2 separate regions of the Mus musculus genome follow, and region 1 is linked to region 2. Evidence: chromatin loops called from intact Hi-C (ENCODE). Cell type or tissue: left cerebral cortex. All regions are shown on one strand. Links, peaks and the distances in the headings refer to the core of each region. The heading gives the core; the rest is flanking DNA.

Region 1 (8,343 bases), core at 52-8,051, 55 kb after region 2:
ACACTTACAACTAAGAGACACTGGATTTATAGCCATACTTCTACTGGCATCAAAGACTAGTACTGTCTCCCAATAACTTCTCTCACATGTCTTATACATTCATAATTTGTTAGAACAAATTGCTAGAATGCTATTATTGATGGTAAATCACAATTTCCAAGCTAGATACTGATGAAAATTTCAATTGTGCAAAAATTAGATTCACTGAACAGACTATAATTTAAGAGATATTTTATGTTCTGAAATGGTAAAGGAGCATTTGAATACACAGACTGTATTCTTTGAGCCAAGCACTAAGCAAACAAAGCCACATGTCTTCCACACAGAATTATGTCAGAGGATGACACACAGAGTGCTTTGGAAAATTTTTCTAACTTTAATTGGACCTTGAACATTCTTAAAAAAGGAAGCCAAGCCACTTGGTACAATAGAAAAAAATATTTGGCATAAAAACTATTTTAAGTTAAGGAAGGCACATAGGTTAGGTATTTCTAATGGCAATAAAAATTATAAGAGAAAAGAAGTAAAGAATAAACCCAAACCAGCTGCCATCATTTAATTTGAGTTATAATTATTTTGTGTTCTGAAGGTGAATTTGGAATAACTTTGTTAAGAACAGAACAGCATCTTACTATCATCAACAGGAGTTTATTTTAATAATCACTTTATTTGGGTTCTTAACCTGAGAGTCTGAGATTACATATCCTTGGGAAATGTAAAGGAAGCTTCAATCATTGCAATGTCTAAGAAGAGAAGTGGGTGCCCTGAAGTTAAAAAGTATAAAGCATAGAGGTCTAAGAACTTTAATATACTTCTGATATGAGCTGGCAGACATTTGTGAACCCAAAAGATATACAATCTATGCTCTCCAATCTCTAGTCCTAGATATGGTCACGGTAGGAGTATCTGCAGGAGTGTATAGGTAGGTAGCATGTGTGTAGGAGAACAGATTAGAGTGCTCATAGCAAAGCTATTTGTAGCAGCATCTCATTGGGAGCTACCCAAAGGCTCATCCCAATAGAATGAGTTACTAGTGGTACTCAATTGCAATGACACACAGTCTCATAGGTCAGTCTTTGAACTGGATGCTAAATCAAAGATGTCCAACATATAATACACATACACACACAGACACGCACACACACACACACACACACACACATCATACTTCCATATATACCATACATACATGTATACCATACACACGTATACCATAAACACACACGCACGCACACACAACTACAAATAATAATTAATCTGGGGATAAAGAGCCTGATATGGAGGGACCTTACTCCTAAGTAAGGTGCTTGCTTATACATGGGTAAGGTCCATTTTGGCTCAGTTAGATAAGATAGTCTGATCTCTCCACTTTTCTGTACCCAGTTCTCCTCATAGTACATTTCAATAAAATTTTAACATCAAAATTATAGAAAACACAATGCAAAACCCACTCTCACAAAATATCATGGCAGTAGTATTGTCATCACAATGTCTTTTTTCATGTTTAACTAATCCACCTGAAGATTACAAAATAAATATTTTATATCTCACTTTAGCAGTATGCTTTACTAAAGACACATTTAAACCATCAGAGAATACAATGTTATTAACTAAATTTGAATCCTAATGTGTTTCACAGTCACAATTTGGATCTTAAAATAAAAAATAATGAAAGTCAAACCTATCCTTTAAAAAAATGTCTAATAATGAATTACACCTCAGAGTCTACACAACATAAATAGTTTCTCCTGTGGTTCTAATAGGTGTGGCTTTTTCTGGTTGATTGAAATAAAGGAGCTGACCTGCACTTAGAGCCCTGTTATGAAAAGGAAACAAAAATATCAGCATCTAGTAGCCTTGAAAGCTGTCATTCATGAACTGAGAAAACAGCAAGCCACGGTACCTGTCCTCATTCATTTCTGTGATAAAAATACCCTGACAAAAAGCAACTTATGAAGTAAAGTTATCAATCTAGGTCAGAGTGCACCATTGCAGGGAAATCATGGAATTTAGAGCTTGAGAAAGCTTGCCACATCTCACAATCAAGAACAGAGATAATCAAAGCTTTCTCTCACTCGTACACTTTTTAGAGCCCAGTCTAGGGTATGTTGTCACCAGTGGTGGGCTGGATCTTCCTATATCAATTAACAATCAGGACCATTTCCCACAACCTTGTGTATAAACTGAACTGATCTAGATAATTTCTCAAGAATCTCTTCCCAAGTGATTCTAGGTTGTTTTAGGTTGACAGTTGAAATTGACCATCACAGTATCCAAATCAGAGTCCTTATATGACAGGTAATATACACTATGCTGGATGCATTGCCCATGTTATTTACTTCCTTTTAATTCTTATCCTATCTTTGACACACAAGTAGCATACCTATAGCTTACTTTGAAAAAATGAATCCCAAATATAATGGGACCTTCTTTCATAAAAGTTCTATGGGTCTGGGAACAATGGGAGGCCCTAGGTCCTGTGAAGGCCCCAGTATAGGAAAATGCCAGGAATGGGAGTGGGTGGGTAGGGGAGCAGGGGGAGTGGGGAGAGGATAGGGGATTTTCAGAGGGAAAACTGGGAAAGGGGATAACATTTGAAACGTAAATAAAGTATCTAATAAAAAAATAAATCCTTAAAAAAAAAAAAAGGCCCAAGGGTCAAGAGACTTGAACTTCAATTTCACTCACAAACTCTTGGAGGCTTTTAAAAGTATTGATTGTATTAGCTATATCAGCCCCTCCCCTTTTGAGGAATGCCTTAAGTTAGGAATCATTTTACATCCAAAAAAAAAAAAAAAAAAACCAAAAAAAACAACAAAAAAAACCCTTAGACCCAAGAACACAATGCTGAGAAAAACACTATGCTTTCAAAATGTTAGTAAGTATGCTCTACAGATCCAGAGCCCAGAGAATCTGTTCATTCAGGAATTGATACTGCCAATAGAAGTTTGGTGTTCCAGGATCAAAGGTTAAACTCATACAGAGCTCTTGCCTTGGTATCCTGCAAAGAATCACTCATAGTATCATGATGGCACTTTGCCAAATTAGCCTTAAAAATTATTTCCCAGGGGCTGGGGGGACAATCCAGTGGTTAAGAGCATATATTGATCTCTGAGACGATCCAAATTCAGTTCCCACAAATGTGCACACATCACTTTCAGCATTCAGTACAGGATGCGGGGGGGGGGGGGGCGGGAGGGCTGGAGTCAAAGGTAGGATTCCAAAATTTCCAGACATGATTTCAGTGACTTATGTATCAAACAAATACAGCTTTGGGCTGGTAACTTTCTATTTCAGGTTTCTTTCTCCTTCTTATGACTTTAGCTAAGTCTTCAAGATATGGATCCTATAACAATCGTAACAAGTTATTATAAGAAATTGAATCTGCAGTTCTTTTTTAAATAATCAGATTAAATTCAGGGTACATTTCCTATCATAAGAATTTCAAAGTGCTTAAAATCTGGGACAGATTTTTTTTCTGAGCTGTTACAGGAACTAATGTGGGAGGAAGAAAGAGAGGAGGCAGCGGAAGTGGAGGAAAAGGAGGAAAAAGAGGCAGAGGAGGAAGAGGGGGTGGAGGAGAATTACGGAGGGAGGCAGTGAAGAAAGATGCTCAGAAAAACCATGTTCCCACAAAGAAGCAATTCTATTAAGGAGTTTGGCTTGCTAAGGAACTAGATACATTTTTATCTGGACTTTAACTTGGAAGATGACAGTGTTTTCTTACACACAAAGCAGCGAATTTTCTTAGAATACCAACAAGTGGGATTCAGAGAATTATGTTCTGAGGACACAATGATCACTTCAAAAATAAACAAAAAACTTTTGGTTTATTTCTCACTGGAAAAGAGCCCACAAAACACGGAGCTTTTTTCAAAAGAGAAACCTGATGGAGAAGCTCCATCTAAGGGAGCATGAAGCCCAGCATCCGGGGAGGTGGGAGTAGGAAACTGTTCACGCGATTTTTTCTCCTTTATTATATTTTCTCTTCCTGATAATTTTGGGAATAGCATCATGTCCCAAATTCATCCAGCTAACTGTTAATGTGCTGAACTTCCTGTTCCTGTGTGGCAGGAATCCATCAATCCTTCATCTTTTCATTATTAATTCTTTTCCTCAATATAGGTCACTTGAGTCTAAATTACTCAGTTACAGATAAAATATAGCTCTCCACTGGTGGGACATATTTTTATCCCAACATTCAAAGAGTTGCCTTTTCCTCGTGTCAAGTGTTAATGGGGTGACGTTCCTAACTCTTCGGGAGGACATCATAATTTAGAGCTCTATGCTCCCTTTGGGAATTAGACAGAACTTCCATGAACATAAAAAGAGAATTATGTGACTTAGAGGAGGCAAGATCACACCCTTTAGCTTAATCTAATGATGCAAATTGAAACATCTACACAATGTGGACGTCTCCTCTGAAACCAGACCACCACATATGGAAAAATCATTATAACACTCACAACTGTTGCCTACACCCCAAAGTGTGCAGGACAAATTAGAATAAGCCCTCCATTCCAATAGTATGCTGGAACCTCAGGGACCTCCCTCAGTTTTTATTGTACTTATGACTTTTATTTCTTCTGTGGTGCTGGTGACTGAACTCCAGGTCTCAAACAAACTAGCTAGGCAAGTGCTCTGACACTGAACTATCCTGTACCCCTGTTCTTTATTCCAACTAACAGTTTCCTTTACTTTTAATAAGGAAAATCCACTTTATCAGAGTATCAAGGTCCTTAAGTGATAAACACACTATAATTGAATTTATGGTTACTTACAAAAGGGCCCTATAAAGCATCTACCTCTAAACCTGACCTGACTATATTACCACACATATGGATTATTTTTATCCATTTTTCAAGATTTATATGTAAGTTATACATCTATCAGGTATTGAGCAAAGACCACAGCATTAAACAATGCTGATGCAAATTAATTAATATAAATTACTGAACATCAAGTGCTTATTCAAGTGGCATATTGTAGATAATATTCACAATTTTTAACATTTAATAATTGATATTTTCCTACTAGTATGTTATATAAATTTTTAAATGCTCTTTATCCATATCATCTGTAAGAAGTGAATAACACCAAACACAGTCCACAGTTAAATGTGTAAAGTTGCTTAAGCACTGTGTAACAAATGGTTCATCCAGACCTAGAAACTTTTTTTGAACTGGGTGATAGATCAACCAGGAAAGTGGTTGCAGTCTCTTAGAACTTATGTTATGTATGAAAGAAAGAAAGAAAGAAAGAAAGAAAGAAAGAAAGAAAGAAAGAAAGAAAGAAGGGAGGGAAGGATGGAGGGAGGGGAGAAGGGAGGGAAGGATGGAGGGAGGGGAGGAAGGGAGGTAGGGAGGGATGGAGGGAGGGAGGGAGGAAGGGAGGGAGGGAGGGAGAAAGGGAGGGAGGGAGGGAGGGAGGGAGGGAGGAAGAAAGAAAGAAAACAAGGAAGGAAGAAAACAAGCAAGCAAGCAATAGCTGGGATAATGGCACACACATGGAATCCCAGTCCTAGTGCCCAACAGGTAGAAACAGGTTGATCCCTTGGTCTTCCTGGCCTGCCAGCCCAAACTGCTCCAAGCTAGTGAGAAACTTTAGTGGTTCAGAGTAGTTATCTGAGAGCCCAGGGAGGGGGCGATAGCTCTGCAGTCAAAAGCACCTGCTGCTCAATTATGAAGAGCAGGGTTCAGATCCCAGTCCATGTAACAAGCTGAGCATTCCACAAATGCCTCTAACTTAAATAGCTCTGAGGGATTCAGAGATCTGGTACCTTTCCCAGGCCCAGGTAAACACACCTCTGTCTATACTCACACACACATACGCACATAAATACCATAATTATTTAAAGATGACACAAAACAAGGTGAGCCAGTGTCTGAGGAATTGGAAAGCCAGGGTTGATCTTTGCCACCACATGCATGCATACCTTTGTACACGTGCATGAGTGACCCTCCCCCCACCACACACACACACACACACACACACACACACACACACAGAGAGAGAGAGAGAGAGAGAGAGAGAGAGAGAGAGAGAGTGAGAGAGTGAGAGAGAGAGAGAGAGAAAGAGAGAAATTTTTTCTTTAAGTAAATCCATATGTGAGGTGCTACTGGGGGTGAGGTTAAATAAGGTTCCAGATGGTAATCAGAGGCATTGAAATGCACAAAGGTCACCAGTGAATATATTTTCTTCTTAGGATGCATGCACACTGATGACGTACTCTTATTTTAGGCATTATTTCAGCAAAGTCATTTCATTTCCTGGAACATCACAAACTATAAAGAGGAGAATAACAGTGGAAGTTCACTTTTAACAAGAAGGAATATCTAACACTGGAGGGAGGGACCAGAAATAACAGACCGTTTGATAAAAGTATTCAAAGGTGCTAGCCCTCCTTTTGATCAGTAAGCATGCCTCGCCTCATCCTTACTCTCCATGCGGAAAAAAAAAAAATCAGAAACACAACCCCAGCTATCATACACACAGGCTTCAAATCCTACTCAGAAAGCTATTGCCAATGGCAATGAAAGCTATTATTTATTGCACAGAAGTTTCCGTTCTGACTAAACTTGTTATTGTTAAGGTTCTGTCCAAAGAAGAGACAGCTATACTTAGCTAAGCAAGGCTCCCTTGAGGACTTTGAAGCCCCAGTGTGATATGGGAAAGCTGGTACTTTTCATGCTTTACCTATGAACTATGCTAAACTGATCTCACTGACACACACTTGGCCCTCTTCTAGGAAAGCTACCACTTAATGAAGATTATGGACTTGGAATGAATAACCTTGTTGTACATGTTAGTGGAACCCCTGATCCATTTGATTTTTAAAAATTTATTCATCAATAATTAATGACTAGTACTAGAAATTCTGGCCACATATGTCTCAGATACCCCTCTTTCTCCATCTAAACACATTTTCAACAAGGAAAGAGTGATAGTAATAAGAGCTAAGGGTCAAATATTGTGGCTTTGTTTGGGTCTAGAGAGACGACTCCAGATCAGAAGTGCTTGAACTGAATTCAGATTCCAGCACCCATATCAGGTAGCCCACATATTCCTTTAACTCCAGCTCCAAGAGATTTTGTGACTTCTGGTCTCTGTAAGAACACACACTCAGAAACACACACACACATAAATAAATAAATAAATAAATAAATAAATAAATAAATAAATAAATAATAAAGAGAGCCGGGCGTGGTGGCACATACCTTTAATCCCAGCACTCAGGAGGCAGAGGCAGGTGGATTTGTAAGTTGAAGGCCAACCTGGTCTACGAAGCGAGTTTCAGGACAGCTAAGGCTATACAGAGAAACCCTGTCTCGAAAAACCAATAATAACAACAACAACAACAACAATAATAATAATAATAATAATAATAATGAAATATTACTTCACTTAGTCATTGATTAACCAAACAGCTATAATTATCAGCCTTATTTTAGAGAAAATGAACAGAGAGATTCAGAAACTTGTGGCAAAACCGAATTCTTAGAGGAAACAAGGTTATCTGCATGCTCTCGGATACAATTGTTTTAATTTTACTTACTTTACATATACAGATGTTTTGCTTGCATGTATGTGTACCATGTGCATTCAATGCCTATAGAGTCTCTGATCCCTTAGGACTTCAGTTGCAGAGTGTTGTGAGCTGCATTGACACATGGTTGCTGAGAATCAAACCCACGTCCTCTGGAAGAACAGCCAGTGCTTATAACCAATGGGCTTGTAACCAGCTCAGAGACAATTTTTAAAGCGTCCATAAGTAAAATTCTGTCATCATCATGGGTTCCCAGTACCCTAGATTAAGAGTCATCACCACAGGGTAACCAAATTTACATAAATATTTAAGTCATCCCCCAAACTGTCAAAGTTTAGATACAAAGGAATCCATTGTCTTGGATGCCAGAAATTTCTGATCATTATATGTGCAGTAGCCTAAGAGTATTTTTTTTTAAAGCTGAGTTTCTCACAATATTCAAAATTGTCTATCAGAGTAGAATCAAAATTTAAATCTCCAATAAATAAGAAAATAAAGTCAGCCACAGCTTAAAATAGTTTTGTGCATAAAGAATATTGGTTGCCTAAAACTAGTGTTTCAGACAGAAAGTTTTTGTTCATAAATGGCAGAAACTCAATTATAATAGTATTAGCCATAAGGATGCTAAGAAGATGAAGCACAGGTCCATCTTTTCCCAGATGCACAGGGCATTGGGCTCTCCTAGCTTTGCCCTCCCTTCCCTGCTATAAGGACTTTTCCTTGGGTTGATGCTTCCATAAACACAGAAGAGAGCAAGATTCTCAACATTCACCTTTATTGTTAAGCAGCTTTCTTGT
Region 2 (8,343 bases), core at 115-8,114:
ATGACTACCTGAGTTCAGTCCCTCAGAATCTATGTAAGCTGGCCACGGGTGCATGCACTTATACACCCAGTGCCACAGAGAAGATAGATGGACCATGGACCAAGCACTATAACCTCCATGGTAAGTTCCATGTTAATGAGAGATCTGGTTTCAAGAAAGAAAGAGGAAGAGGGAGAGGAGGGTATTGATAGTACTTCAAAATGATATCTGAGGTTGTTCTGTGGCCTACACACATACACACACACTCACACCACTGTTGCTAGAAAATGTTCTCTTTCTATACTGGTGAATGTGGGACCCAATACCGCACTAGTTGTTAAGCTCTTGAAATGTGGCTAGTACAGCTATGGAAGTCAATTTTAAATTCTATTTAATTTCATTTTAAATTTATATCTAATTTTATTTTAAATTTATTTCAACTTAGCCATGTTCAGCTAGTGGCTACTGTAACAGAAAGCATTGCTCTGGCACTCACCATCAAGGTCAGAGAAAATAAGATCTGTGCCACTGAGTAGCTGGCAAGAAGTTAGAAGGAAGATAGCAGTTGTTATAGCTTAAATGTCCTCACCAAAGCTTGTGTTGAAATAAAGTCCCCATTTGGATATATTGAGAGTTAGAATCAGGTAGGAACTATAAGAGCTTCTGCCTCCACGAATGGGTTAATCCATCCCATGGACCAATGTGTTAGTGCACTATCTTGACAGTAGGTTGTTACAAACCCAGTCTGTCTCTTGTATGTACCCCTTTCATGATGTAATAGTCTCTGACCTCTAACAGATTTGCAGATTTCCCACTAGCAAGAAGAGCTTCACAGATATAGTACCTTGACCTTGAATCAAACAGCCTCCAGAATGAGACATGCTGATTAAACCTTTATTCTTTATAAATTACCCAGTCTACTGTGTTCAGTTATAGGAGCAGCAAGTAGACAAAGACATCAATCTTCTGAGATGCTAATGACACAAAAGAAGGATGTAGGCTGTATACGATGGTTGCCATTTGCAGGAAAAAAAGAGAGAGGAAAAAATAAACACTGAAACAATCCAAACAAGAAAAGAGTAAAGATGTATGGTTTCTTAGTGTTTGACAGGCCACAAGTGAGCTTGTGTCCAGGTGAGTTTGCTTCTACAATTCCATTGTACCATTGAAGGCCTAGCTGTTGCCTTTCTAATTTTCTCTTTGCCTTTCAGGATATCTGTTCCAAGACAATCTTCTCATCATAGATGTGGCAGGACAGCTAACAGGTGTCTGGGCTCTGTGCATCCTCATCTATGATGTGAGTTTTGAGTGAGACCAACTATGACAGATAATCCCAGGTAATTCACCAGCTTCCAGTTTGCTGCCTGCTATTGTTGGCATAGCTTGTGTTTTCCTCGACCTTGCTGGTGGAGAGTAGAGCTGTGCTTTTCAAAAAAGCCACCATTAGTTGGCCTTGGCACTTAAATCTATACAGGTGATGGCACCTGTGAGCTCTGCCACATGAGCAAGGACATCTCCTTTTTAACTTATATTTAAAAAAAAAAAATCACTTCATGTCTCTTGAGCCTAGTTTGAGTCAGTATGCCTCCTTGGACTGCTCTCTGGACCAAGAGGAAAGATCACAGTGCTAGGCTTAGAGATAAATAATGTCCCACCCCCACCCTAAGCTAAGAGAGAGAGAGAGAGAGAGAGAGAGAGAGAGAGAGAGAGAATAAGGGAGGTGGCACATGGGAGACATTAGAATAACAATGAGAAATGGGAACAGATATTGAAGAGATGATCCATTTATGATCAAAACTGTACTTTTTTACAGTTTTATATACTTATAATTTTCCTACTTACAAAAATACATAGTCATGTTTTCCTCTCTTTGCTATCTCATGTTAGAATTTTTTTTTAGTTTTACTGTGATATTTGTGTACATATATATGATGAATCTCCCCCAACTGCTCTCCCCCATACAGCCTCCCCCCTACTTGTTGGTGCTGTTCCTGCCCCTAAGTAGTCTTTTTTTTTTCCTGAGTTCATGTCGCACATGCACATCAATTTAGAAAGGTAGAAAACTCAAGATCTAAATAGAGAATTTGAAGTCATCTCTGATGCACCACCACAAGGTTTGCAGCACTCACATGCAAGTGTGCATGTACCTAGCACTTCTCTGAGCATACATATCCATTGGATTTCTTACTTTTCTAAATACTGAACTGTCAACATTTTCTGTACTGAGCCAAGTATGGTGACTCCTTCCTAGAATACTAGCACTTGGGCGCAAAGGCAAGAGGATACTATCAATCCTAGGGTCGGCCTGAAATATGTAGTAGTGTGTCAGGCGTACACAGTGAGACCCTTTCTTGACAAAAGTAAGAAACACTTCAAATATGTCTTGCAATTTTCACCCCCTCTGGATATTACATTTTCCAAATCAGTAATTCTCCCTTCAATGGTGTCTTTATCAACATAAAATACTTTTCTTTTTCTGAATAGTCCATATATGTTGGTCATCTCTAATGTGGTTGCTCCTATTTTGGTGAGATAGAGCCCAAAAAGGACAATGTTTCTCTATGGGATCCTACCTGGTAGGAAAGACTCCATCTCCTTTTCCTTCTAGGGAAGCAATCCTCTTAACTTTTCTTAACTCCCTGTGTTCGTGTAAGTTTTATTTTAAAATTTCTAAGTTTTCTTTCGATATTAATATGTCTGATTAACTATTCTCTTTGGTCTGGTTTTCATTTCAATTCTAGGAACTAAGGAATTTCCAGTAATAGGACAATTTTTGTAAAATGTGTATTTTAGCCAAGGTCTCATACCTGCTAGAGAAACACACCTCTGCTGACCCCCACTACCAGCACCTTCCCTGAGTCTTCTTCCTTTTGCTTCTCTGTTGTTGACCTGGTCAGTAAGACAGTATGACAGAAATGACCAAATTGCTCTGGAGCCCGACTACACTGTTCTCAGCTCCACCTGGGTGGGTGTACCTTCTGAGGCTATGCACAGGATCACTGGAAGATGCTTATCAGCAGGGCTGATGTACTGTTAGCTTTGATCAAGTTTTTTGTTTGTTTGTTTTGTTTTGTTTTACTTATTTTTATACTGTAAGATTTTTTTCCTCAGACTTTTAAGATGTTTTCATACTTCCTTTGCAAATTCAACTGTATTTGAAACATCCACAAGAGCCCCCTCCTCTATTCATCCATTGCCCCATCCACTTTACGGGTTTTAACTCAAATTCTCTAGACTTGGTACTGGTAGATCATTTCCCATGGAGTCTCACCTGGCTCCCCACTCTACCTAGCCTCTGATCCTTTCTATCCCTGAGAGTCAGTGTTGCTTCCGTTTGCAGTAGTGTCTACTGCTCTGTGTCCTGAGTCTGCTGCTCAAATCCATACCATCCGGGAAAGCTCAGTGGCTTTCAGCCCGTCAAATGTATCACATTCTTCTTGATTCGAAGCTTTTATCCATTCTCTTGCCTTTCTATCATCCTGTTCTTTACCCACATTGGTTTTGCGCACCCTGGGTACAGACTTTCTCTGATGCCATCACTCCTTGCATTACCTTCCCAAAATGCACAGTGTATAATGATGTCTGAGGTAGGATCCTATTTGTTTTGAGACAATTATCCTATTGGGTAGCACTGACTGGTTTGAATCTCCCTGTCCCTGCCTCCTAGATGTTGGGAGTGTAGGAAGTGCCACCAAGCACAGTTATACTTGATTATTTTAAAAATCAAAGATCTTGGGCTGGAGAGATAGTTCAGTGGTTAAGAGCATTGACTGCACTTCCAGTGGTCCTGAGTTCAATTCCCAGCACCCACATGATGGCTTACAACATCTGTTATGGGATCCCCTGCCCTCTTCTGGTGCGTCTGAAGACAGCTACAGCGTACTCACATACAAAAATAAACAAATCTTTAAAAACAAAATACCCACAAACTGTGTGATCTAGAATGAAATGACATTCATTCATATTCACAATCTAATATCATTTTCTTCCTCCCTAACCATCTGCTGCTCATCACTGTCCATTCACCCTTTCCTTCTGCCATTAATTTATTTAAGTACCCATTCATTCAGCAATCTACAGAGACCTGAACTCAAGAACTCATGAAAAGATGGTAGATCATCCCACCCAGGTTCTTTACCTCAAATGCTTTCCAAATTCAGGGCTTTGGTAAAATCTGAAAGCCCCCTGTTCTGATCATTACTGTTTGTTTGCTGTCTGGCAAGATACCTGGTCCATAGTGGGTACTCAATCAATATTTATAGAAAATATGAATAAATGAATGTGTGAATGAATGAACAAACTCTGTCACTTCTCACTTATTCATGTTTGAGATGTTTTATAAATTCTTAGCAAGATGTTAAGTGAGTGGTTGGCAGTGGGCTGAGCGGGAGGAGGCTGGGAAGAGATTCAGATGATGTGTCTGTGTGAGCATGGGTGTCTGTGTGGGATGCTGAGACTCAGCGTGCCTAAAAGGGCCTCTCTCACCACATCCCAGCACCAGAAGGAAGTGCTCTTCGCCTCCTTTCTCGTTTTCTCTTTCCTATCCTTTCATTTCTTTCTTCTCACACAACATATTGACAGTGGGCCTCCTTCCCCACTCTTGGTCTCCACCCTCACATACAGCGTTTTTTATACTGTAATGGAGAATGTGTGGCACTTGTAATGGTGCCAGTTCAGACAAGAGAACCTAGCCGTTACTAGTTTAGAGCAAAGGGAAAGAGTATTGTAAAAGGAAGTCGAGGAAACCTTGGGCTCTGTTCAAAAGGAAGAAATGCCCCTACTTATATTCCTTAAGCCAGAGGTTTGGCAGTGAATCCCAGTAAGGGATGATGTATTTATGCATCCATGCCCCGAGACCCTACCCCGAGATCCATCAAATTAGCATCTCTGGATGATAGACTCTGGCAATGGTATTTTTCACAGTTCCCTAGTTAGTTCCAATATGCAGCCAAGTTTGAAAACCACTGTGCTAAAACAAAAACTTATTTTGGTAGATTTTGTGTCACTATGGCAACACCAGAAATACCTGCAATTTCTTAATTAGTTGCCAACTAAAAAATACATTTGCTATGTTTAACAGATGTAAGGTTAGTCCAATGTAGGTATATTTACTGAGTGCTTACTATGTGCTTTGTATGGTAATAGCTATCATATGAAACTTTTACTTCATTGTCATGGTTACACACACACACACAAACACCCTAGCTCTTATTTAAATTCACAGAGTAGATGAAGAGTAAGTGTTCCAAGGAGTGTCTATCAGATTTCAATGTTGCTTGCTCTAAATATATCTCTTGTCTTGGTTTTCACTCATGTTAATCCAACTTCTCTGTTGAGCTGGCTGTAATTTTAGTAGTCTTTCCTATGATACACAGAAGATCCATTTCCTGGTCATCATTAGAGGTGGGAAGCAAAGTCATTTTGGGCCAGCCAAGGTATGTGAACATCTTTTGGAAAGTTGCCTTTCTCTCACCCAAGACATAATTTTCCCTTTGTATCCAAACATGAGAGGCATGTCACTACCATGTCACCAACAGTCCTTTCGAAGGAGGGCTTAAGGTGAGAACAATACTAGGAAATGACAATGAATACATGAGGTAGGAAAGTCCTTTGTTTAGGAAAACCAAGCCCAGTGCACACTCGGCCCCAGATTCTCTTTACTAGAGATTAAGGCGGTTAGACTTGGGATATTGATCCTCACCTTCTCTTGTGGTTGGACACCAAACTGCCTATTCTGGCTGGCCCATGAGCTTCCAGGGATTCTCAGGTCTCCGCCTTCCAACTCACTGCAGGAGTGCTAAAGATGACAGATGCGTGACATCACATCTGGCTTTATGTGGATTCCAAACATTTAAACTCTGGTACTTGCATCTGTACAACAATCTCTTTACGCACTGAAGCATCTTTTCAGCCCCTGAACGCTCATTTTAATAATAAATTAGGATCCAAACGTCTGAAGTGATTTATGCCAGGCAACACAGTTTACCTGTCCTGCATTACGTAAAGCTGGGCTTTGCTCTCAGGACTTTCTCCTGCCTCCCCATTGCTCCTCCCACCAAGCTCTAGAATCATCTTCATTGAGAATATTTGCCATACTTTTCCCATGTGCTAAGTAAGTTGTAATGACCATAGTCTTTGAAATGCCTTAGATTTCCTTGGAAGAAACTCTCTAGAAATATATTCTCAGTCCTCTTTCAAAAGACGTACCCCAAACCTATGGATACAATTTGATTTTCAGATGTAGGCATCATGAAATAATATGTAAAGCTGTTGAAAATACAGATCACACAGCTCACCCCCAACCAAGAAAAACATTAAAAATTCTACCCAGCTCAGCTGCTTCGGTACACTTTTACACTACACATGATGTTGCTGAATATATAAAATACTTGGAACTAAATTTAAAACTGCCCCCCCTCCCCTTGATTAACCAGATTGTCCCCTCCCCTATATATAGGAACGCTATGTGCCTGAGCCCACTTGCCATCTGTCATCATATTTTCCAAACTTCTCTTCCACCCCCTCCTCTTACACAATTTTATCACATAAAAATATTAGATTTCAGGGATTTGTATAATTTCATGAAATTTTCTGAGCCAAGTGACAATGGAGGAAGGGCTGGTATATGAAATTGCCCAACGTGTATCCACAGCAATCATGATACCCTCTAGCAGAACTTGCGTGGCCAAGAATAGCAAGTCAGTTTTCCCCCAGTGTAACATTTCCTATTAGTAAAATTTTCGAGTATTTCCCACATTACAAAGTAGAATTCAGATAATTTTCAGAGGTTTCTGACTCTTATAGCATTATAATGCTTTATTACCCTTGGAGATGTTTAGTGACTTTTCCTACATCATTGGGAGAATGTTCACAAGTCAACTAGAGATTGGTCACTTTGTGTGCCCTTTCATGGTTGGAGATACGAGTTTTACCCAGATAAATACATGCTGCCTCTAAGCCTAGATCCTTCTACTGGAGACCTAAGAGTCTACCTTGGAAGCTTCATTTCTGTTTCTCACAGGCAACCATGAGACGTTCCATCCAATACTTCTGTTCCTGAGCCCCAGGAAATCAATGAGAAGTGTTGATGGAGGTTAGCTCTTAAGTATAAAACTTAAGGTGAATGGTTCTCTTACAAAGTTCTCTCCTATCTCTCTGTAAGCTTTTTGAAGAGTTTTGTAATGAGTATCCTAACATGACTACTAAGCAGCCTACTCCCTCCCCTCTGTCTCTGGGTTAGTGCTCAAAGCCCATTGACCACAGTGCTCTAAAATAGTCATGATTGAAGGGAAAGTCACATGACTCATGCTTGTCCAATTAGGAATTTCCATGTACTGTCACCAGATAATGGTCCAAATGTGCAAACAAGACCAAAGAATTCCCTTAAGGAGAGTCCAATTGAATTTCTGAGGCTACTAGTAGCTTTGTTTGTTTTTTATGTAAATATCTATCTATGATTGCTGAAAATATTAGCAGACCCACAGGTAAAGGAAAAAACTAGAATAGGCACCACAATGGTTACCACACAGTTTGCTGCCCCCTGCAGTGCTCTTAGGAAACCTGTTTTCTTTTACACACATACACACAGAGCCAGGGAGAGAGAGAGGGAGGGAGAGAGAGGGAGAGAGAGAGAGAGAGAGAGAGAGAGAGAGAGAGAGAGAGAGAGAGAGAGAGAGAGAGAGAGAAGTGGAGGATATAGGAGGTTTTTTTATGTGTACATATATGGTTTGTGTACCATGTGTGTGTAATGCCCACAATAGCCAGAAGAAGGCATTGGCTCCTTGGAATAAGAGTTATGGGTGGTTGTGAATTGCCTAGTATAGGTACTGGGAATCAAAACTTAGTTCCATGGAATAGCAGCAAGTGTCCTTAACCACTGACCCATCTCTCCATCCCCAAGATTTGGGTTAAGAAAGGAGTTTACATACTTCTTGTTAGCTATAACAAATCCTATAGCCTGCCTAACCAAGAACTGGAGGAATATGCTTAGAAGGAAAAAAGTTGGAAATAATTAGACAATATCCTGAATAGTCACCCAAAGGATTATTATTGGGTCTCAGGATTCACAGGAGGAAGTACAGTGTGAAAGGATAGCAGGCACCCTGAGAGCCTGTCACTCCGAAGTCTAAGTTGAATCAAAGTGAGCATGACTCTAAATACCAAGCTCCTTTATGTCCTACCATGGTGATATCCTTCCTAATCAGCTTTGCATTGGATCAAATGGCATGCCATGGTTGAATGGAATTCTAGGTTCCATGAGAGAGGACCAAGTAAGAGATTTAATACCTTTAGATTTGGTGAGCTGGGAAGTGAGAATCCACTTTGCCTTCTTAATAAAATACATTTGCATAATATTACAGTGCT

Evidence for each region. A loop is a pair of places that touch in the nucleus more often than their neighbours do. Peaks named below come from ENCODE experiments on the same cell type or tissue, not always from the same donor. Only the 100,000 strongest peaks of a DNase experiment are listed, where the experiment ranks them.
Region 1: a loop joins it to region 2, with 8 times the contacts of the local background. A loop is called at or near these places in 2 of 42 quality-filtered maps.

What each region holds. Positions count from the first base shown.
Region 1 is chr6:96,039,802-96,048,144 of GRCm38, reverse strand. It overlaps 2900060L22Rik. Among named protein-coding and RNA genes, the nearest start is that of Tafa1, 69 kb to the left of the region's middle. In left cerebral cortex, for the core only: no CTCF peak of the experiment used is centred there; DNase peaks (open chromatin) are centred at 3,600 and 3,827.
Region 2 is chr6:96,094,555-96,102,897 of GRCm38, reverse strand. It overlaps 2900060L22Rik. Among named protein-coding and RNA genes, the nearest start is that of Tafa1, 14 kb to the left of the region's middle. In left cerebral cortex, for the core only: no CTCF peak of the experiment used is centred there; DNase peaks (open chromatin) are centred at 4,479, 4,895 and 6,427; H3K27ac peaks cover 348 bases.